2 separate regions of the Homo sapiens genome follow, and region 1 is linked to region 2. The links are chromatin loops, found by intact Hi-C in ENCODE. Cell type or tissue: PC-3. All regions are shown on one strand. Links, peaks and the distances in the headings refer to the core of each region. The heading gives the core; the rest is flanking DNA.

Region 1 (12,120 bases), core at 4,845-8,844, 86 kb after region 2:
TGCAGTCTTTAAGATACCTTTATTTTCTATAGAAAGCAGACTCGCCTCTGCTGATCAACTTGGGGAAAACATCAAAAGTGATGATATCAAACAGGATTTCCTTGTGACCAGAAGAATCTAATTACTTCCACGTGAAACTCTGATGAGGTAAAAAAACATTTATGCATCTAAACCACTTGCTAATGGTCAGGGGTGTAATGCACAATTCCCACCAGTAGATACATGGCATAAAACTTACAAGTGTTGAAACCTGAAGTAAGTCACGAAGGTCCCTCTGCTCACCAGGGATGTCACTGTGCTTTCACTGTCATTTCAAGAAGTTATTCAGTTTCATTTTTTTCTTTCTTTGAAAACTGTGTTCATCTTCATCCTCCTACCCAAGCCCATGCCCCTCTCCCTCCCTCATGCGGTCCTTACTCTCAACCACACAGGCACACGCTCAATGGCTTATTCAGTGAACACCTGGAATCACAACCATTATCGTTGCAATAACTTTATTTCACAAATGAGAAAGTGAAGGAATTTAGGTTTAAAATGCTCACCCAACTCACACAAAGGATTCTTAGTGTCCTTGAGTTTCCAAGATAAGAAATATGAGGAATGCTATAAAAAAGGAAATAACACCATCTTTTATCATTCCTCTCATAAAAAATGGTTTCTCTGATGTATGTTGTTAGCCATGTGATCAAGCAGAGGTTTTTCTGATGTACGTTTTTGGTCATACAGGTAGGCAATATGAGCAGTGGTTAAGTATAAGAATTCCAGTTGAGGCTTCCAAGTTTCACATCCAGCTGTTATTGTTTTACTTGTTGCTATTATTATTAGGTAGCAATATAACCCAGGATGAGTTACTTAATCACTGGGCCTCAGTTTCCTCTTCTTTAAAATGGGATTGATAATAACAGCCCACACTTCACAGGGTTGCGGCTCCATTTAAATTGGTTGGTAGACATAGAGTGCTTGGAGTAAGACCTGCAACATCACGGTCTTTCTTTCTGAATCTAGACATTTCTTTGGTTTGAGCAACCTGAACATACTTTTTCATCGCGGTCTGGCTATTCTAACAGTTCCAGTGACTCTTGTTCATTTTGTTTCAATATGTGGTTGTAATAACAAAGATGACTACATGATAAATGTCCATGGAACATTCTTCCAATGACCAGAAAATCAAAATGCAACCATAATGTGAATAATGGGCCAACTTTTTATTGGGAAATATTTGGCAGAGGCTAGACTTTTTAAGGCAAGTATTATATTCAAGGAAAATGGTTTGAAGTGAAAATGTTTTTAGATACTGTCAACAAAACTAACTTGTATAATCCCACTTGCTTGCTTCATCATATTCATATTGTTAGCCCTACATCAAAAGCTAGATTGGATCTAGATTTTCTTTTAAAAAAAGTGTTTCCCAAGTCTGCTTTCCATTATCCCCAGCAAAATCTGTTTCAATATTCAAAACTCATGAAAACAGTGAAAAGAAAAATGTCAGCAGAATCCCCTCTAGCTAAACGTGCTCAAGGAGTTGGTAACAAATCCTTGCTGAGAAAATCGCACAGGCACCATGCTTCTCTGTTTGGCATTTTTAATCACCTGAGATGTGTCCCGCAGTTTGCTTCTGAGCCAGTCCTGGACTGGGTGAATTCCCACGAAGGGAGATTTCCAAAGTTGAGTTCACTTGCAGCTACTGCTCCCACTCATGATCCCAGCCATGCTGTGGTAGGTGGAAAAGGCAAGAAGTTGAGTTGATGACTATGAAAGCTGGCCATCAAAAGGCTGCGTGCTTATTCACAAATACTTTCCTCCTCATAAGTTTCTACCATCTGGCATTCAGCACAGTAGAATGAAAACACTTTTACCATGATTGTAGAGCAAAAATTGAATAATTAGGAAAGAAAAACTCCCTCTGCTATCCCTAGACCAGCAGAAAATCCTCTAAATGACTGATTTCATGCAAAGCATCCTCTGCTTTGCTTTGATTCCAGAGCAGTTTCTGATACTAGTTCTTAAATAGGATTGTTAACTGTTGTTCAATAATGTCTGAAGAGCTTGTAAAGAGATAAGTGAAAACCCTTGTAAGTATTTAGTTTCTTCTCAAACGCAAAAGAACAACCACCCAGGGCCCTTTTAGTTCATGTAAGACCTAGCACATGGAAATCTAGCAAGCTGGGGGAAAACATAGAGGCAGGAAATTCTGTGGCTTCTCTCAGAAGACAAGGATCGAATCCTTCTAAGGGAAGGAGACCATTTTCACACTTTCCTTAATCACTACATTTTTCTGCCTTGAGGGAAAGGCAGGAACAGGAGGCCATGAGACCCACTACATAACCTCTGAGTCTTCTACTTTCCAGGTTGAAATCTCCCATCCTCCCTATTCATGGCTGCTTGAAAAGAGGCACCTTATTCATTCACTCATTGGCCCTGGGCTAAACAAACATGGTCCCTACCTCATGATGCTTCTAATCTATTAGGAAAACAGATAATCACAAAATACATTAAAATGTTACTTAGTCATGATTGTGATAAAAATTGCAAAAATGAAGTAGAGCATAATACAAAAATTTTAATCATATGATTTAACTTAGGAGATGTGGTAAGGAGGAGTATTGAAGAAAACACTTACTCCTGGCCTCCTTCTCCTGCACTGTTACTTACAAAGCTTCTCGTAACACACCCATCTCCTATAGATATGCTATAGGAGTGCCATAGAAATACTGCTTATAAATATGTATTACCAGTGTCTAGATTATAAAATAAGAAGTGTATTCAACAAATATTCATTTGACAATTTTTTAAATATTTCCTATTTGCCAGGAACTCTTCTAAGTACTCAGAATGAAACAATAACCAAAATAGACAAAATTTTAAAAACACATAAACAAACCCTGACTTCCATGAAGCATACATTCAGGAAGGGAAGAAAGAAAATGAACAAAATAAGGAAATGAAATGTAAAGTATGTTAGAAGGTGAAACAAGCTAAAGAGAAAAATAAAACAAAAAAGACTACCAAGAGGCTAGGGCCTATGTTGGGAGGGACAGGTGTTACAACTTTGTGTGAGATGGCCAAAGGCAGCCTCACTGAGTAGTTGACATTTAAATAAAAACCTCCAAGTTGGGAGAAGGAGCCTCCTTTGTATCTGGGATTGGGGCACAATATGAAGCTGGAGATTTGGCCGAGGCCAGATTTGAGAAGAAGTCTGTTCAGAGTTTTAACTCTATTGGGAAGGATATAATCAGACTTAAGATTTTTTTTAGAATAGTTGGGGTCTCACTCTGTTACCCAAGCTAGAGTGCAGTAGCACAATCATGCCTCACTGCAGCCTCAAACTCCTGGGCTCCAGGCATCCTCCTGCCTCAGCTTCGCATGTAGTTGGGACTACAGGTGCATACCACTACACCCAGCTAATGGTTTTTGTTTTGTTTTGTTTTTGTAGAGTTGGAGTCCTGCTTTGTTGCCCAGGCTGGTCTCGAACTCCTGACCTCAAGTGATCCTCCCTTCTCGACCTCTCAACAGACTTATATTTTAAAACAACTACTCTCTAGCTATTCTGCAGGAAATGAATGGGGTGGTAACAGAAGAATATTGAGAGAGATCAATTGAGGAAGCTGTAGAAATATTGTAGACAAGATAAGGTAGTACAGTAGACTAGATATTTGCATGTTTCTAAGATTTGTGTGTTAAAATGTGGTGGCATTAAGAAGTGGCACCTTTGGGACGTGAATAGGCCATGAGGGTGGAGTCCTCTTGAGTGGCATTAGTGACCTTATAAAAGAGGCCCCAGCAGCCGGGCGTGGTGCCTCATGCTTGTAATCCTAGCACTTTGGGAGGTCAAGGCGGGTGGATCACCTGAGGTCAGGAGCTCGAGACCAGGCTGACCGATGTGGTGAAACCCCGTCTCTACCACAAATACAAAAATTAGCTGGGGGTGGTGGCGGGTGCCTGTAATCCCAGCTACTTGGGGAGGATGAGGCAGGAGAATCGCCTGAACCCAGGAAATGGAGGTTGCAGTGAGTCAATATCGTGCCATTGCACTCTAGCCTGGGTGATAGAGTGAGACCCTGTCTCAAAAAAGGAAAAAAAAAAAAAAGAGAGAGAGAGAGAGAGAAAGACCCCAGCAAGCTCTCTAGACTTCTTTCTGCCATGTAAGGACACAATGAGAAGTTGGTAGTCTGCAACCAAGAAGGAGGCTCTCATAAAGCCTGGTCATAATACACCCTGAGCTCAGATTTCCAGCCTCCAGAATGGTTAGAAATAAATTTCTGTTGTTTATGCACCGTTCAGTCTATGGTACTTTGTTATAGTAGCCTGCACTGACTAGGATAGCTAGTAACCTGGGCAAGGGCTGTAGTTAATAGAGATGAATAGACAAGAATGAGTTTGAGATGTTTTAGAGGGAGAATTCACAGGACATGGCAGCTGTGCGGATATAGGAAACGATGGGCAGAGCATATGTATTTCTTGTTCTTGGTCCAACCTACTCCCAAGATAGCTCTGCTTGACCTTCATCTCTTTCCTCCTGGTATGGTGCTTATAACTGACCCAGGTATTATTATACTTTAGCTAAAAGTTATTGCAAGTGGTTTTCAGCCAGGTACATACTCCACAGGGAGATGTCAGCAAGTCTAACCAGGCTGTAATGTAAAGGTTTATAAGCATGATTTTAGAAAGGTTAAGTGCAAAGAGAGTCTCTGTAAGGGCTAGAGCCCACACTGGTCACGAGATGCTCACAGCATGCAAGGCAGTAATGATCTAGAATCTCCGGCTCGATTGGACAAGGCAAGAGGCACAAATGTATGTGCAGAGGAGCCTGTCAATAGTTTATTGGAATGAGAAGGACTTATCTTTCCGCGTGCTATGACTGGAGCTCTTAATGTACAGGTCTCTTCCCTAGGTTTAAGTATGTGCTAGTAAGCCTCACAAAAACAAAAAGGGAAGGTTTAATTTGAGCTGCTTGGTTTGGACAGAAAAACTCTTTTCTGTTAGGAGTCCAAAGAACTGCTATAGCCCACATGTCCTGGGATGGAATAATGTCAGAAAGGCCATTTCTGTTGGGAGAGTGGCAGTTTCAATAAAGCTTAAAGCTTTTGGTATTACACTCAGCTAGTATGGCCCATTCAATCCCCAGGGGGAGGTCATACAAGACCTTGGGCACCCCACATGAGGCCTGTGGGCCCACTGGTGCCCAATGAAAGACTCTAGAAAAACCAGAGGAAGTAGATTGTCTTGTTCAACTGGGCCAGGTTGGTTAGGACTGACCACTGCCCTGATGTGGTGCTGAGGACCTTTGCTGCTAGGTTTGATCACACAGCTGAAATTCAAGGCAGGGATTAGTCATTACATAATATGTGCCATTTAAAATTAACCCCACTAAAATCAAGAGAATAGGATGAATAAATTGTGATGTATTCATAAGATGGACTTCAAGACTGCCATTAAGAATAAATCTAAAAAGAAAAAACCTGGGGGAAAAAAATCAGGTTAGCATCTATGGTATTGGCCCATTAAAATAAAATCTCTCTCTCTCTGTCTCTCTTTCTCTCTCTCTCTCTCTCTCTCACACACACACACACATACACACACAGGCGCACACACACACACTTAAAGAAACAGAGATGGGCAGAGACAGGGAGAAAGAAATGACTAAAATAATACATATTAAAGCATTAGTCATTCCTGTTTTGAAATATTTAGATGAATTTTCTTCATTTTAATAATCTATTTTCTGAAGGTGTATTATCTCATGATAAGAAATGAATACATAAAATTACAGCATAAAACTGGGCCATTATAAAAGATAACTACAAAAGTAAAAAAGAAATATGCACGTATGCCTCAATCCATTTAATATTCAGACCCCATCTTGAACTCCCTTAACTCATTCTTTTTGTTAATAAAACATTGCCACGATCCGTTCATCACTGTTTTCTGTTCATGTGGTCCACCACTGAAAAACCTTCAACATCTCTCCCTCAGAAAAGGAATCTATAGCTCCCTCAGGGCAAGGCTTCCTAGTGCTTTGCCCAGAAATTATTATTTTTCATCTAAAACTGTGGAGAAAAGTTTGCTGAGATCATAAAACCCTAAAAATAAGAGAAGAATACCTCAGGCTGGTGAATCTCTGAAGTGTGAGAGTCAACACAGACAGATACGTTCCAGCTTCACCTAAGTGAGTCTTGCCACAGAGGCTATTCCTCTTCCCTCTGTAGGAATGAGCTGTTTGGGGAAACTGAAGTCCCTACGCTGAACAGGGACAGGAAAGGCAGGGCAGTTTCAACATTTGGAAGGACAGACTGGCAAAATCCCACTTAAGACTCCTTCTAACCCTGAAATGTATTTGCATCCAGAATATAACTCACAAGACCATAAAATCAGAGAAGGGATCATAAAAATGATCTAGTCAGACCTCTTCATTTCAAAGATGACAAAATGTAAACTCTGTGAGGTTACTTCCCCAGGGTCTCATTATTGTCAGTGGCAGCAGCAGCAGATCACAGTTTTATATATTGTCTATTTTAAGATGGACTGGACTATACGTAAATGGAGTATAAGTAGTTCCTATAGCCAGCATTCTTATAAAGACAGCAGTCAAGGGAATGAAAGCTCCCAAAGTTCATAAACAAGTAGAGGATGGCTTAAACATGATTCAGAAAGAGAACAAAGATTAAGATGAGTCAGAGACTAACCCTCTGGCTACTCATGATGGGAAGCTCTTCGCTTCCCTTGGAAAGAAGGTTGGTGGCCACATCAGATATCCAATACTCACCGTAATTATCTGAAGTTACATGTATGTGTCAGGTACTAGTTTGCATGCATAATCCATTGTTTCTCATGTTTTTTTTCTGATTACTTAATTCATAATTATCTAGCATAGGTGAGAATATTATTTATTTCTAGAGCCTACCCAGAACCTATGAGTTAGAATCTTTAGGGGTGTTCTTGAGTGTCTGGAATTTATACCAGCTCCCTAGGCGGTTCTTCTGAGCACAGAGCTTGAGAACCACTGACATAATCCACATATTGTGTTTTGATTCTTCTTATTTTACTCATTTGTATTAAAAAATATTGAATCAAGTTCCCTGAAATTAAAAGAAGATAACTCAGGAATTATTTGAACACTTGTATACCAACTCTTCTCTTCATCTCCATATTTATTCCTGGACAGGAGCTATTACTGAATTGAATCTTCTAGGTCTATGCTGTACCTCTGTTTTCCAGCCAAGGCCATTGCTAGGGGCCACATTATCATATTGTCATATCTGCTATATGACTTTGTTTTTATCTATCAACTTCAAAACTTTGTATCTTTTCCCATAGCTAGGAAAGCCCCAAGGCCCCTGCCACATCTTCACCTCCATTCCCTTCTTTCCGTCTCACTGTCCCCAAACTAATTCAGATCCTCAATCTTCCCACCTAATGGTTTTGTCACCAGGGTACCTGTCTTCATCTCTTTTCCAATTATGACATTTGCCAGGTTAGTCTTCCAACAGGGCTACTCCAGTCATGTTTCATAGTTCATCCCTGTAAAAGCAGCCAACTGAATTAAAACTAAAACCATTGACCTGGCTTTCAGAGCCCTCTTTTGTGTGACCCTAACCTAAATTTCCAGCCTTTTAAAACTTTCCTACTTGTATCCACAGTGGACTTGACCTTGCCTGCCTATATGCCTTTGCTTATACGGTTGGAATAACAAGAACTTCTGTCCTCATTTCTACTGGTTGAAATCTTAGCCATCACTTTTGATCCCTCCTTCAAAAGACACCTCATCTGTAAGGCCTTAATTAGTTCCTCTGATTTAATATTCTCAACCTTCTGTAAAGCCTCTGCTTTGTGTACCTCTCTTAAAAGATTTTCACATTTATCGTTTTAAAAGTTATTTGTATAATTGTCTCATCACCTGTAACAACTGAATCAGCATGTTTGCTGCATAAGTTTTCCTGAATAAATCATTTTTAAAAGCTGTGTTTCAAGAAACTTCTCAAATGTGGGATAAATTTATCTTCCTCCAATAACGTGAAGAGGTTTAATTGACAATGCATAAACCACACTCAAACATCAGGGGACACTTCATAAAATGGCTTGGTTTTTAAAAGGTATTTATCACACTTTTTACAAAACCTTGAGATACCTGTAATCTTGAAGATCAAGCAATAGCATTCTGCAGAACTCCACTGAGGAACTGACTTTCATTCCCTCTAAGGCCTGTTTTGGACACATATCCAAATGGGTCGCTAACACATTCTACAATAAGCCCTAATATTCAACATCCAGAAGAGCAGAAAGCCCTGTTGGATCCAACTTAGTATACTTGGAGGTCTCAGGGCTTCTCCACGATGCACAGCTTGGCCACCTTATGAGAACCTGGTAGAATTTCACCCAGAGTTACATCAGTGAAGCCTGTTTATTTTGTTGGGTATCTCCCTCCCTCTTCTTTTTTACACTGATTTTTTTTCATATGACATTGACAAATCTCATTTATTTTTTCTCTAGAGAGCCACATTTTGTGATCCTGAAAGTTTTCTTACACTCCCTCACCAGCCATTTCTGCTCCTTCAAGGGCTTATCTCTATTGTATGTCACTTGATGGAAGTCCCTACATGCTCCTTCTAGATGGTGATCTTTACAAAGGCAGAGACTACGTGTTATTGAGGTTCAAATTCACTTCATTGCAGAGCAGAATGTTGGGATCTGTTCGTTTTCTTAATAAATGTTTCTCAAACTAAATCTCTGAAGCTGAATGTTGATATGATTATTAAATGAAATAATTTATATAAACTGTTGTGCCCAATAAAAGGTAAACAATAAATGGAATCCAAAAATCAGACAACATTGGCCCTCATGTAACCTTCCTATTCCTTCTCTTTCCAGTGGCTTAAATTAAATTAAAAGCCATCTATGTGATTCCTTTGGTTTCATGTCCTAGGGATGGTGATGACTTTAGAGTCATACACTCACTGGCAGGCTCTCAGCTTGTGGGGCAGCATGGCAGTTCTGTAAGTGAGCATATTAACAGGACACAGCTGTGAACAACAAAGTATTGGTACATAGAGATTATACTGTGCTGAAAACACAGGATCTGGGCAGACGGAGATGAATACCATTAGATAATATGTTAGGAAGAAGTTGCCTAAGAAAGCCAAATAGTTTATATTTCACTATTATTAGACATGCCATTGGAGAAAGTTTTTAAGAAACGTGTATTCATTTCCAAGAAGTAAGTCTTGAAAGTACTCGTGTCAAGTATGCTGGCTCTTATGTGTGCCGTTTTGATTTTAACTGTAGGAGAATATGATTTTCCCTCAAAAACTCTTCTTTCTACATAAGCTTGGAAAATTAGGCAACTGCTGCCAGAAGGATTTTGAACATCCATCCCCAAGGATTTTCATGGGAAGGTATTCAGAATTCAAATTTGAAAGCTTATATCTTAATCAAAACATGTAGGCAGTATATACATTTCTACGATGATCTCACAGTAAAATGTTAACAGCAAAATTCTTTTAAATAGAATGACATGAAAGGACATTAAATCTCGTAAGTGCAATTACCTCCAGAGGTAGCCACACTCACATTCTGGAAAAAAATACACACATTACACACAAATATACACAAAAAAAGAATCCCAAATTCCATGGTGTTGTATTTAGCCTCATAATAGTCAACTGAATTAGCTCTGAATTATTCAGCTGGCTCAGTCTCCCTTTGTGGCAATGATAGCATCTTTATCTGACCTAAAACTAACAGCGTGACATACTGGACAAGTGTATGAACTCTGAATGTAACATCTCCATTCAATTCCCAGCCTTAACCTTCACTACTCGTGGGAGCCCAGTAAGTTACTTATTGTCTCTTTCCTTCCTTTCCCTTATCTATAAAGTAAGGATGATGATGATGATACCTACCTCATAAGGTGCTATATAATAAACATGAAGATGGAAGAATTATTAATAATAAACAAATAACTCATTGAGACATTTCTAGAAAAGCCTCCCAAAGGAGGCAATGGAGGAACTAAATATTGAAGGAGAAATAGTTAATAGAGGAGGTGATCCAAGGAGAGAGAACTTCAAGTCCGAAAGCAGCAGCACTTGGGTAAATGGCTGGAAAAAAGGGCATAAGTTGGTAAGTATTGAGAGAGATTGTGCTGGAGGAGATTGCTCCAGCAAGATCTTAAAGGCCCTTGTCAACCATATAATGGATCTTTCGTAGTTTTCTGAAGACAGTGGAGTCACTGAGTGCTCTGAGAAGAATGAGGACATACCACCATGATAGCTGGTGGCATTTATTATCCATGACCATGAACCTCAAGCAAAGCCCTAGCTCTCCCCATAAAGTGCTCCCGAGTCCAATTACTGTCCCACTTACTAGACCACTATTTTGTATTTTCTCATCTCAAACTTCCAAACCCTCCTCCTCCAGCCTACTCTTTGCTGATAGCCTTGCTTTCCACTCCACCGAGAAAAGAGAAGCGTTGGGGAGGGAAATTCCACAAGCTCCCTTCTGCACCTGCCCACCGACTATTTTTGTGGCTTTGTTCTCTACTTCTCCATTTCCCTGTTTTCCCTGGGGGGAACTGGCCAGGCTCCTGGATTATACTTACTTTCCATGAGTTCACGAGATGCTGCTCTCTCTCACTCAGAGACTTTTCTCCAGCCTTCCTCTCCTGTTTCTCCTGCAGCAGCAATCCTTCCCTTTCCACCAGGCTATTCCAGAGCATACAAAAGGCTGCCATTTACCTTTATCTTGAAGAAAATGCTGTCTTGACCTCACTTCATGCTCCATCTGCTGTCCTGTATCTCTCCTTCCTTTCATAGATGAATTCCTTGAAGAGCTGTCTCTTGCTGTCTCCAGTTTCTCTCCTATTCTCTTGTAAACCTGGTCCAATCAGGCTGTCACCCTAACCACTGCTCTGAAACATCTCTTATCAGGGTGGCCAAGGACTTCCACTTTCTTAAATCCAATCAGTGGTCCTCTATCATCCTATAAGCAGCATTTGACACAGTTGATGACTCTCTTCTTCTTGAAACTCCATCTTTGCTTGGCTTCTAGAACACAGTGTTCGCCTGGTTTTCCTCCTCCCTCCCTGGCTACTTCCTCCCATGCTCATTTTTCAGTTTCCCCTTATCTTCCCAACATCTTCATGTTGGAGTGCCCAGGGACAGTCCTTGTGCTTCTCTTCTCTCTGTATATCTACACTATTGGCAATCTCACCCATGTGCCAATTACTCCAAGAGGTATGTCTTCAGCTGAGACTTCTCTCCTGAATTCCAGACTCATCAATCCAACTGCCTAGTTGACATCATCTTAGGTTATTTAACCACATTTCAAATTCACCATGCCCCAAAGTGAACTCCTGATACTCTCCTAAACCTATTTTTTCCCTTGACCTAGCCATCTCAATAAAGACAACTCCATTCTCCAGTTATCTAGCCCAAAATGTTTAGCCAGAATTGATTCCCCTTTTCTTTTATACCCTACATCAAAAACATCAACATGTCTCTTTCATTCTTTTAAAAATTCCCAGAACCTGACCTCTTGATATCCTGTCATTCTTCACACTTGTTTTACTTTTCCTTGCTTTATTTTTCTGCTAAGCCCTCATACCTCCTTTTTTTTGTTTGTTTGTTTTTGTTTGTTTGTTTGTTTTTTGAGATGGAGTCTCACTCTTTCACCCAGGCTGGAGTATAGACATGAGATCTCGGCTCACTGCAACCTCTGCCTTCAGGGTTCAAGCGATTCTGCTGCCTCAGCCTCCCAAGTAGCTGGGACTACAGGTGCCCGCCTACCTTGGCCAGCTAATTTTTGTATTTTTAGAAGAGATGGGGCTTCACCATGTTGGCCAGGCTAGTCTCGAACTCCTGACCTCAAATGATCTACTCGCCTCAGCCTCCTAAAGTGCTGGGATTACAGGCGGGAGCCACCATGCCTGGCCAGCACTCATACCTTCCTATAGAGAATATAACATAATTATTTTGTTTGCTGACTCCCCGCTACCCGACCACCTGCTGGTCCCAATTTTGCTTGCCATCTCCTCATAACACAGGGTGCTGTTTGCTTCCTTTATTACCCTTTGTTGCTCCACTGGCCTGTCTCTACCAAGGGCCATTTTGTACAATGTAGACATTG
Region 2 (12,120 bases), core at 4,975-8,974:
CATCGTCCTACTCATTAAGTTTCCCCTACGAGTTTAATACATTTGTTTATAAAATCTTTAGGTAACACTTTATAGTAATTGGCATTCTAAAATACTGGAGTCTATGGTGATTCAGAAAGCAATGATGATTTGTATCAATTTAATTGTCTCTTTTGAGACTTGATATCCATGGCAAACATCTTGTTCTGCTTTGTTCTTGGTGGTTAGTGTTACTGTATACATCCCATATGGGAGTAAAAGAGATTGTGGGTGGATGAATGAAGGGGAAAGCACTCAGACTAATCTCAGGGGACTGAAATAGTGAAGGAGTGAATCACAAGAGATTTGAAAGGTTTCACTGGTTTTGGAGAAAAGCCAAATCTGGAGTGGTGGGGGGATCTTTAAATTCTTTGATTCCCACAAAATTTTAAGGCACTTGGCTTTTCCTTGAGAATTTTGATACATTTGATGAAGATTAGAAAGATGATTTTTTAAAAATGTATACAAAACACAGTCTTGAATTGGGGAATTGAGTGGCTAACTTGAATTTGAACTTGTTTACCACTAGAAAATAATAGTTTCCTGTTTTTGTCAAGGGAGCAACATCAAAAAAGGTTTACAAATGAAAATTAAAAGGTTTCTTGGACAGCAAATACACCAGCAGTATTTTGGAAATTGGTTCTAAGTGAATCTGAAAAAAGGATAACTGTCCCCTGAAAGGCACATGGACTTGGTAACTAATGTGAAAATTGTTTAATAAATGACAATTTGGTCTAAATGTGACCTAATGAAGGATAGGAATGTGCTTTAATAGCCAGCTGTCTTCATTCTGTTTTCAACTTTCAGGATCATACAAAGTATGCGGACAGACTCTTTCCCTGTGACAGAGTCTTGATGAAATTCTGCGGGCTTCTCTAGGGAAGGTCTGATTTAGAAGATAAATGCTAATGTTAGCTTGAATTTCAGGTGTTTGATGCATCTTTGTATTCACTAAATTACAAATTCAGGGTCTGCTATGGGCTAGCTTCTGAGGCCACAGAGATGAACATGACCCAGTCTACCACCTCGTGAAGTTCATGGTCTACCTCTAGGGCCAGGATTTCTCCTGTAAGGACCAGATAGCAAATAGTTGAGACTTTGGGCCACAAGTCTCTGTTGCAATCATTAGGCCCTGCATTGTACCATACATAAGCAACTATGGATGATGCGCAAGCAAAAAGGCATGGCTATGTTTCAATAAAACTTTATTAACAAAACAAGCAGTAAGCAGGATTTGGCCCCTGAGCTGTAATTTGCTAGTGCTGGGCTAGGGGCAGAGACAACCATGGAGTAGGCAATTACAACACAGAGTAAGATGCTCATAGTGAAGGTGCTCTGTGAACCTGAAAGGAGAGAAGCAGTTCTCCCATGCCTGGGAGAGACATGAAAAGTGCATTCAAAACTGGGTGACATTCTGCTGAATATTTAATGATGAGCAGGATTGGGCAAGTGAACAAATGACTGTTTACTTTCCTTCTTAGTAGAAACTGTTCTCAAGCCCTTTCCACAACAAAGCATTTTTTTATTGTAAAATTTCACTGCAGAAGTACTTAAAAATATATTCTCTTAACTGGGCTCTTTACCTTATGAAGTCTCAATGACAACCAATATCCAGGCTAAACTTGAAGGGCCACTTTCTCATATGACTCTACAATTGTAGAGAAAAATCCTGGAATCACAATTTTTTTTTTGATTCATAGAAAAAGATACCAGAAGAAAGAGAATTTAATAACTGTTGAAATAAAAATTCAAATGATCTTATTTGCATGGCATAATAGCCAAGTTCTCTAGTTAAGCATATATATAGTTTTCTGTTTTATTGTAACAAATAACCACAAACTTAGGTGCGTAAAACAACACACATTTATTTTCTCAGAGTTTATACAGGTCAGAGTTATGGGCCTGCCTACGGCTGAGCTGAGTCTGTTGCTCAGTCTCACGAGGCTCAACCAAGATGTTGACCATGCTTTGTTCTCCTTAGGAAGCTCCACTAGGTTAGAATTTACATCCAGACTAATGCAGGTTGTTGGTAGAATTCATTTCCTTGTGGTTAGAGCCCTGACTTTTCGTAGGCTGCCCTCAGATCCTAATAGCCACGGCAGTTCCTGGAGCCTTCCTCGCAGTTTCTTGCCACATGGGTTTTGCCATCTCAGCCATTCAATGCATCAAGCCCACAGGAAAGTCTCTAGCTTGGTCTGTTAAGATAGATTCTGTTATAGCATACCCTAATGATGAGATTGATGTCCAATCACCTTTGCCATGTCCTATTAGTTAGAAGCAAGTTGCAGGTCCTGCCCACCCTCAAGGAGAGGGAATGAAACAGAGAGGAGTATGGGGAGGTGGGTACGATGGGGGCCACCTTAGAGTCTTTCTGCCACAAAATGCCCACTTTTTTGTGTGTGTGCTATGTTTGGCTTTCTTTGTAAGCAGAGGTTTCATTTATGAGCAGATATTGCCAATGACTACAGAGTAGTCAATAATAACAGCCCACACTGTGCACCAGACATTAAAATATGGCATCTTCTTTATACAAAAGATGCGATCTAGCCTCAAACAGGTTATGTTATGGAAGACAACATGATCACTGAGAACTTTGATTTGGCCAAGTCCTGGCTGACTTCAAAACCCCTCCTTTTAGTCACTATAGCAGAATGTGAAATTGTCTGATCCAGTCTTAAATATCACCATCCTCTCATCATACTATTCACAAATCTAGACGGAAATGCTCTCTCTAGTGCCAGTTCACTCCATCAGGGCCAGCACTGAGAATGGGCTGTCCCTCTTGTGGACTAGCTCACATAGTTGTGTGCTAAAGCTCTAGGTTTGCTTCTTCCTTGTGCCCTGGTGTCATGCCCAAAGGGATCCTGGCTTACAAGGGAGCTAACCCACAGAACAGCTGATACATATCCACTGATAAATAATCAAAGAACACAGTGCTGATTCTCAGTTATATTTGTTAGTAAGTCAAGAAATGAAAATGACTATAGGCTCTGGAAATAAATTATGTTCATTTTTTGTACCAATGGCACCTGTAATCTGAATTCAAATTTCAGAGGGAAAATAAAAAAGTGATCAGAAACAATGGAGAGAAAACAAATGCATGGAAACTTACGGTTCTACAAATCTTCTCTGAAAAGAAAGCCAAACATGTCCACAAAGAACAAAAGCAAAACGTTCATGTCCAAATCTGAGACATACTCCAGATATGGGTGGTGTTCATTTTTAAAATGGATATGATGTTGGTATTAATCAGCACAAATACCAGGATGGTTTGTGAGGCTCTGGCTTTTGAAATAAAGCTTTTAAATTGCACTGGTTAATAACTACAGAGTGAGTCTGAGAGCAATAACATGTCCTCTTAATAAAACTTTATGTATGAGTATTTTAATGAATTGTTTCAGTATACTTTCAAAGAGAGCCAAGTTAGTGGTTGAAAACAGAATAGGATTAAGTCCTTACTAAGAAACTCAATCCTAACAACTGGTACAAGAATTAAAATGAAGAAAGGAGCCTGTCTTACACACTAGCATTTTTGGAAGCTATTCTTTTTAGACACTATGTTTTAGAATTTCCAGGCATCTGTCTGTTGCTAGAATACCTACACACTTTGCGGAAGCTTTATTTGAAAATGCTGTGTACCTTGTCTAAAGGGCCAGCTGGGATACCAGAAATAGTATCGGCTCTATTTATGTCTTTGGAGTAATTACAGTGGAATTTAAAGACTTAGTTTATAGATCCAAGAAGAAGATCTTCTGTGTACACTAAAAGGATGAATCCTTTCCAGACGACTTCTCATTTGGCTGAAGAAGAGCTTGAGGAAGCATTTCATAACGTCAGCCAAAGTCGTTTTTAGTAAGACCTGGGTGGGATTCTTGCTGTTGATATCCAAATTAAAAAAAGCCTTGATTTTAATCTATCCAAGGTTACTTTGTTGTAGTTATGAAACCATGAATCAATTTTAAAGCTTTCAGGGATGAAAGGAGATATTGAGACAAGTGCCTGCTATCTTTTGTTGAATGGGGGAAAAATATGTTAACCAATTTCCTGATGGCTTCGCCTGGTGGACTTGACTTTTGTTTAGCTAATGTCTTTGTGGAATGCATCTCTGTTTTTCCCTATTCTTGCCCTGCCTCTTACCAAAGGCCAGTGTGTGCATGTGTTCAAGGAGAAAGATGCAGTGTGTGTGGTCAGCGTGCTGGTCTTCCATTTATTGGATGTGAGCTGGACTCTGCTCAGAGATGGGATGCTGAATGACAATGAAAATGATTATGTACCTTGAGGGAGATTACATGACTGTACACTCTTTTGGACAAAGAATGAAAGAATACTTACTTACAGAATCTGTATTATGCTGGCTCCCAGTCTTTTTTACTATGAAAATTAAACCCAACTCATTCTAAATGTGTCCTAGCAGACAACAAACCTTTGAGAGAATTCATTTTCATCACCCTCCAAAAAGATCAGGAAAAAAATCTCATTGGCTATTCATTCCCACAGTACATCCATTCTTTTAAACTTTCATGTGTGTTTAAGAGCCTCTATTGCTTTTATAAGCAATAATTATAGTGATTTAAACATATTGCTTGCTTACTCTGGTGTCACAGAGACTGCAACAATGAATAAGCTAAACGTAGCATTTGTCCCCGTGGACAACACTATGTATTTTCCCAACATTGTGTCTGATCCTTAAGACAACACTATCATAATGGTATTAGGAGCCCCACTTTATGGATGGAGAAACTACAAATGAGAGAGATGGACTGCCTTTTCCAAGGCCATAAAGCAAGGAAGTAATCAAGATTCAAATCCAAGTCCAAGTCCCTCTTACTTCTTAGCCACCTCTTCCCTCTTTTCTTCCCCATATGACTTCATCTATAACACAGAAATCAAAATGGTTTTGGAACTGCACGAGCTAAACTGATCATGACCTGGTTTGTAAAAAGTGAAGTATGCGTCCTCTGTGTGCTAGTTTGTTCTGTGGTTGACCTAGCCAATCTGGACAATACGCTTCTCAAAAATCCCCTTACCTCTGTTATTCCAGAGCTGGCCAGAAGAGAAGCTGGTGTGAAATTTGGGAGGCAAAGATAAAGCAGGACCCATTAGACTCTGAAGACCTTCCTGTGCTCAGATACGGTACAGGGAGATGCAGAGGTGCCCATGGCACCAGCTGGACAGGACTTTCTGACTTCAGAGCTGACCAACAGAGGTCATCACCCATCCCAAGATGCTGGCCTATGGACACACAGAGGCAGTGGTTACACAGAGATAGTAGCTTCCTAGACTTTTCCACAGGTAGTCCCTTTGAGAAGAGATGTGCTTGGCTTCCCACATTTCCCTGCAAAATCCAAATTGTCTCCAGTGCTTTCAGTGGGCTTGGAGGGACTTGCAACTCTCTGATCTTGCAACTACCCCTTCTGACCTTCTTTGCCCAGATTCTCCCACAATTCTTTAAGGCCCGCTTCCTTTTTCACAGGTTCTTCTACCCTGATGGAATTCTTTTTTATTGTTGTTTTTTTGAGACAGTCTTGTTCTGTTGACCAGGCTGGAGTGCAGTGGCATGATGTTGGCCCACTGCAGTCTCCGCCTCCCAGGTTCAAGCGATTCTCCTGCCTCAGCCTCCCAAGTAGCTGGGATTACAGGCACATGCCACTGTGCCTGGCTAATCTTTTGTATTTTTAGTAGAGTGGGGTTTCACCATGTTGGCCAGGCTGGTCTTGAACTCCTGACCTTAGGTGATCTGCCCGCATTGCCCTCCCAAAGTGCTGGGGTTACAGGCATGAGCCAACATGCCAGGCCTGGAATCCTGTTAATATATATGCTCAATTATTCATTTGCTGGGGCAAAATGAATGTTGGCCAAAGGCAAGCCATGGCCCAGCCTACAGATAATCTCTCTGAGCTTCCATGGAAGATGCTTGATCTTGGTTCAGGTAAGTTCTAGTACCACTTTGATCTTCACAAAAGGATGTCACTTCTGTTGTCAGCTTGAGTCATCAAGTATCTGCCCTTAATTAGAGACAGAAGCCTAAAATCTTTACCAGAGAATACCACAATCAGCGGCTCACTTTGCCACTTTATTAAACGCACTATTAATAGGGAATTCAATTCACAAGGCTTCAACCTTCTCCTAAGAGAGTTTTCAATTGAGGCTTTCAGTTCATATAGAATTGCTTCAAGCAGGCTTTAAAAATATTTGAATTTGTTGCTGATGTTTAAAATTTGGGAGATTTCATTTAAAAGACGGAGTCTTACTCTGTCACCCAGGCTGGAGTGCAATGGTGCCATCTCGGCTCACTGCACCCTCTGCCTCCTGGGTTCAAACGATTCTCCTGCCTCAACCTCCCAAGTAGCTAGGACTACAGGTACATGCCACCATAGCTGGCTAATTTTTGTATTTTTAGTAGAGACGGGTTTTTCACCATGTTGGCCAGGCTGGTCTTGAACTCCTGACCTCAGGGGATCCGCCTGCCTCGGCTTCCCAAAATGCTGGGATTACAAGTGTGAGCCACCGAGTCCAGCCTAAAAGTGTATTTTGAATTTCATTTTTTAAACATAGTTCCCCTGTTGCTGGGCCCATATTCCTAAACTGCAATGATGTACTTCATTTGTTTCTTGTTTGGCTCCTCCAACATTTGAACTGGTGACCCCTGGTAATAGTCCAGGTGTTATCACTGGAAAAAGGTTACTAACGTACATACAGACAGTGCTGTAAGGAAGAGGTAGGGAAAATCCCCACTGATTTGTTTCGAAGATGTTGAGGATGTTGTCGCCTTATCACTCATTTCCAGGGAGTCAACTGAGGAACAGAATAGTGCATTATTTGAGTTTAATGTCAAAGACATGTCCAGTCTTCTAGTTTTGATAACATGTGACAACACAGCTAAGGGCTGGTATTCTCACTTGCTCTCTGAAGGCCTTCCACTACAGGTCACTAACCTCACTGGCTGCCTGCACACCGAGGCCTGAGTTCTGCAGGCACCTCAGGATGTAGGATTACACAGCATCCTTCCCTGTTCACTCACATTCATGTTAGCATGGTCTGTCTTGCAGGTTTAAGCTCCAGGCTTGGCTGCTGAACTGGAGCGTTTCCTCCCATAAATGTATGATTTGCAACACTGTTGACTTTTGTTTAGCTTTCCTGTTTGTCATATCTTGCAATGCTTCCTTTCGGTTAAGAATATTTGGCAACTTTGTTGAAACAGGCTGGCTGCCTTAAACCAAAAATTTAAAAGTTTAATTTAGGTTGATTATTCTCTAAAGAAAAAAAAGGGGGATGCTTTTCGGCATAAATCTTCATTTCTTCATTGTAAAATATCTTTTTATCAGCTGATTTAATTAATAGACTTATTTATAAAGAACATGAGGCCTTCAAATATATATGGAAGTGGTGACATGAAAAGGACACATATAACCAGTACCTGGTACAAGGTTAGAAACAATCAATATTAGCTATTATTAGTATATGTGCAATATAAATTATGTGATTATGTTTCTTGTTTTACTTTGGCCTCCAGGAAGCTCCAAAGCAAATTTATGACTGAATTATAACTATCTTGTAAGAATTACATCTTCTGAACCCCCATGTGATTTTTCTGTCACTATTCCCTGATTCTATTTTTCCCCATTTAACTTTTTTTTTGTATTTTATAATCCATTGTGGAATGAGAATGATAGAGTTACATGGAGTAATTAAAATTCCCATCACCTAAAACCAGGATTAAAGCTACAATCTCCTAATTGGTTTATTCATCTTTAATTTCTGGAAAACACCAATTCAATTTACAATCTGAAATTAGAGCATTTTCTCCCTAAAATACATATTTATGTATAATTCTAACATAGTTTTTAAAAATTACCTCCTAATACATAAAACCTAAACATCTTAGCCTGGCATTGAAACATTCCACAAAGTGACTTTGACCTGTTTCTTCAGTTGTATGATTTCTGTTTGATATTGCAACTACAGCCAAGTCAGCTTTTCCATATCAGGCAAAATGTAAGGCACACAATAGATACAAGGACGAAAAGGACTTATGTGGGCAAAATCCTTGGGAAATGCACCATGACTGACAGTTCTCTTGAGTTTTCATACCACTGATATATGGAAGGCTTTGATTCTTCTTGTTTTAGACACCATTTGGGGCCAAACATGTACAATGGGGACACTTTTTTCCAAATAGGAAAGATAAAGTTAGAAAACTGAAAAAAAAAAAAAAAAAAAAAAAAAAGATGGGATTCATTTTGACTTCCTTGTTTCCTTCCTTCCTTCCTTCCTTCCTTTCTTTTTCTTTCTTTTCTCTCCCTCCCTCTTTTCTTTCTTTCCTTCCTTCCTTCTTTTTCCTTTCTCTCTTTCTATCTTTCAGACAGGATCTTACTCTGTCACCCACCTGGAGGGCAATGGTGCGATCATGGCTCACTGCAGCCTTGAACTCCTGGCTCAAGCGATCCTCCCACTTTAGGCTTCCAAGTAGCTAGAACTATAGGCAAATGCCACCACCATGCTAGCTCATTTTTTTGTAGAGACAGGGTCTCACTATGTGATCACCAGTCTGATCTTGAACTCCTGGCCTCAAGTGATTCTCCTGCCTCCAGCCTTCAAAAGTACTGGGATCACAGGTGTGAACCATCACACCCCACCAAGTCTACATTTCTTGTAAACAACACAAAGCCTACTTAAGCTCTTTACTGGCCTAGGAGTACATCTGTGTGGAAGTGTTTTGTTTTTCTTTTTTACAGTAAGGCCAGTTTCCAAGCTCTCAAGACTTTTATGACCTTCTCTCACTAGGCTTCATTTTTGCCTCTGAATAATTATAGTCCCCCACTAATTTATCTGTCCTCCCTTCACTCATTCATTCACTCAATAAATATTGATTGAGCCCTTTCTATGTGCCAGGCATAGTGACTGGTATTGAAGACAGTGAAGAACAAAATAGGTAAGTGCTTGCCTTCTTGAGTTAGGGGAGAGTAAAAACCAAAACTAATCACATAAGAAATGTAAGATCATAAGTTCAGATATGAGCTATACAGCAATTGATTTATGAGAACTATATAGCAATTGATATTACAGGGTAAGTACATAATACCGAATGTGTTCATCTAAGGGCAGGGTTAGGGTAAGGATAGGGGATGAATGTGCAGGAACTGTGTTAGGATGGTCTTAGAAGGTTTATCTGAGGGAATTACATTTTGAAAGAGGAAAGGGAAGAAATCAACGGCAGGAACTAGCTCTCCAAATTAGACTGTTACCGACAAAGCTGGTCCCTCCAAAAATGGGGTCTTTCCCTGTTTGATTACTGGAAGCCAATATACAAAACCAAAAGTGAGTGTCAAACAGTGCAGGTTTTATTCCATGGCCATGAAATTGAGAAGAGGGAGCATGGTTCACAAATCAACTTCTCAACTAGTGAAGGGTAAGGGGTTTAAGATATAGGGTTTCTCTGATGAAGGGGTTGGACACTCAAAGTGAAAGGAGGGCTTGAGACCAGCCTGGCCAATGTGGTGAAACCCTGTCTCTACTAAAAATACAAAAATTAGCCTGGTGTGATGTTGCATGCCTGTAGTCCCAGCTACTGGGGAGGCTGAGGGAGGAGAATTGCTTAAACCCGGGAGGCAGAGGGTGCAGTGAGCTGAGATGGCACCATTGTACTCCAGACTGGGTGACAGAGGAAGACTCCATCTCAAAAAAAAAAAAAAAAAGAAAAGAAAAAAGAAAAAGAAAAAGAAAAGAAAAGTGAGAGACGGAGTATTCATGTCTTTTCTGAAAATGGGTGGTGAACTTCTTGGAACCAGAGTGCTACCTTCCTTTTTGTCCTTTTGTGGCTTTTTCCAGCCATTGCCACAGTGATTGCCAACTGTCATGGTGCTGATGGCAGTGTCATTTAGCATGGAAATGAGATTATAAGAAAACCTGAGGTATTTTTGAAGTTTCAGCCCTCTTGGTCCTAACCAGTCTCAGCTGGTATGGTTACAAAGGGAACTTTTAATCATAGGCATCCTGTTTCTTAAAGATAAGCAGAGTTAGGGCAGGGTAGACATTGAGCTATGTCAGGTAGGCATTACACTGGACAATAAGACCATTTTATAGAGATTAAATTAAAGTTCTTATAGAAGAGTGTAGCAAGTAACAACTTTAAGGATATGTATAGTATAGGCAGATAATACAGTCAAAAAGACAAATTTTAAGTCATTTATTCCTTTCATATTTTAATATTCTGTGATCTTGAAAATTATATGTGATACTAATCCCTGTCAATTAAGGAAATAACCTGATATTTCTTCAAATAAACATTGAGTGGCTACCAGGTCCCAATCTCAGTATATGTGTCCTTCAGGGCACACAGGGTGGTGAGAATCAGGGCCACAGACTAGATAATTCCCTAGTGACATAGGATTGCTGAGGGACAAGCCAACCAGTAGAGTTGAGAAGCAACAAAAAGGGCCACCAGCAACCTGGTGTTTCAGGAAAAGCTTCCTGCAAGTGAAGATGACTGATCCCAATCTGAAGGATGATTCAGAGTTAAATGGGAGAAGGGAGGATAGCATGAGCAGAGGCAGAAAAGTGACCAATAGTGTGAAGATGTGAATAAGGATTGAGACAGGTCTGCAAAGATGGAATTGATGTTGTCAACAAACAGATGATGGTTAAATCCAAATGGGTGATAGCATAATGAGCATATATCTAAAAAGCATAGCAGACAGACAACTGTGTGGCAAAACAGGAGAGTTCCAGGAAGGGCACAGAGAGGGAATGGTCACTGAGGACCAGAGAGAGGACAGTCAAGGCAGGAAAGTGATTCCAAGTAGAAAGAATGTTCCGTAACATCAAAGGAAGCCAGGACACCCAGCAAGATAAGCACTGGTGCAGTATCACTAGATTCTGAAAGAAGATGGTCTCAGATGGCCTTTCCAAAAGTGGTGAGGGCTGGAGGCTGATGCAGGCTGATCGGGTCGTGGAGTGAGAGGATGAGACTTGAGGGAGTGGAGAGGTGGCACGACTTCCGCAAGAACTTTCATCCCTAAGGGAAGAATGTCGGAGGGCCGACTCACAGAGGACACAAGAGCCCAGAGAGTTTTTCTGCTGCTGTTGTTTTGTTTTTTAAGTGTGCAAAGATTCAAACATTTATTTAGGCCAAGGGAAAGAAGCCAAGACAGAAGGGATGGTTGAAGATAAAACAGTAAATATTGTATTTGATTGATCACGGTCTTGAAGGAAAGCAGATGGGACCAAGGGCAACGCTGAAGATGTTGGCATTGGACACGAGACAGGGCGTCTCATTCTTTGACCATGGAGACAAGAGGTAGGGAGGGACAGAGAAGGGGAATTTCAGTGTGGTGAGGAGGGGCCAGAGGTCCAGGTAATCCACACCTGTGACATGAAAGGAGGAGCCTTGGAGTGAGGCTGTGGCATCAGATAAAAGCCTCAGGAGAGGTAATGTATAGAAGGGACCCTGGAGAGGGGGAGAGTAGGAGCCAGCTCAGGCCAAATTCAAAGACTGGTGGATAAAGCTGAAGGTGGCCTGGCTGAGACTGAAGACTATGAATGAAGCGAGGCAGCAATCCACCCTACTGTGTGATTCTCTCTTCAGCAGAATGCAATAATTTCAGAATATAAAAGAGAAAATGAAACATGGTGGATCTGAGACTTTTTCTGGATGGTATATCAGGAAGTGGGAGGGACTGAAAGGAACAACTGCAGGGAGGTGGGAAAGGGGGGCTCAGGGGTTGACACTGAACATGGTGGTGGTAAAATAGTAATCTTGGACATCACCCTTTCATCTCGGCTGAATCAGGAAAAAGACTGAAAGGTTGGACAGTCAATGAGAACAGAGAAATACACTGACTGAGGTTCTCTGTGAGATGCAGAGTCAGATAGTGGGAGAAAAAGAACATCAAATATTAATGACGTGCCTATGAATGGAAACAGAAACTCTAGTCCCGATATTTCATATGTTTCCATAAATATTGCTAAAACTAAATCAACTGAGTTGGAAACCCACTGAGAGCCTATGATGTTTCCTGGATTAGTAAAAGGTTGTGCTGATCATTCCATGTTTCCATTGTCTAATGCTGGTGGGCGAGTGCTGCATTTTCAGGTGATACACTA

What was found. Hi-C counts contacts between places; a loop is a spot of excess contacts. Peaks named below come from ENCODE experiments on the same cell type or tissue, not always from the same donor. Only the 100,000 strongest peaks of a DNase experiment are listed, where the experiment ranks them.
Region 1: it touches region 2 in a loop (5-fold over the local background); 1 of 110 quality-filtered maps calls a loop at or near these places.

Annotation. Positions count from the first base shown.
Region 1 is chr7:41,419,475-41,431,594 of GRCh38, forward strand. No RefSeq gene overlaps it. Among named protein-coding and RNA genes, the nearest start is that of INHBA-AS1, 270 kb to the right of the region's middle. In PC-3, for the core only: no CTCF peak of the experiment used is centred there; a DNase peak (open chromatin) is centred at 6,667; H3K27ac peaks cover 2,310 bases.
Region 2 is chr7:41,333,427-41,345,546 of GRCh38, forward strand. The region is part of intron 2 of LOC105375246 (a long non-coding RNA gene); the gene reads left to right. Among named protein-coding and RNA genes, the nearest start is that of LINC01449, 240 kb to the left of the region's middle. In PC-3, for the core only: no CTCF peak of the experiment used is centred there; a DNase peak (open chromatin) is centred at 7,105; H3K27ac peaks cover 1,268 bases.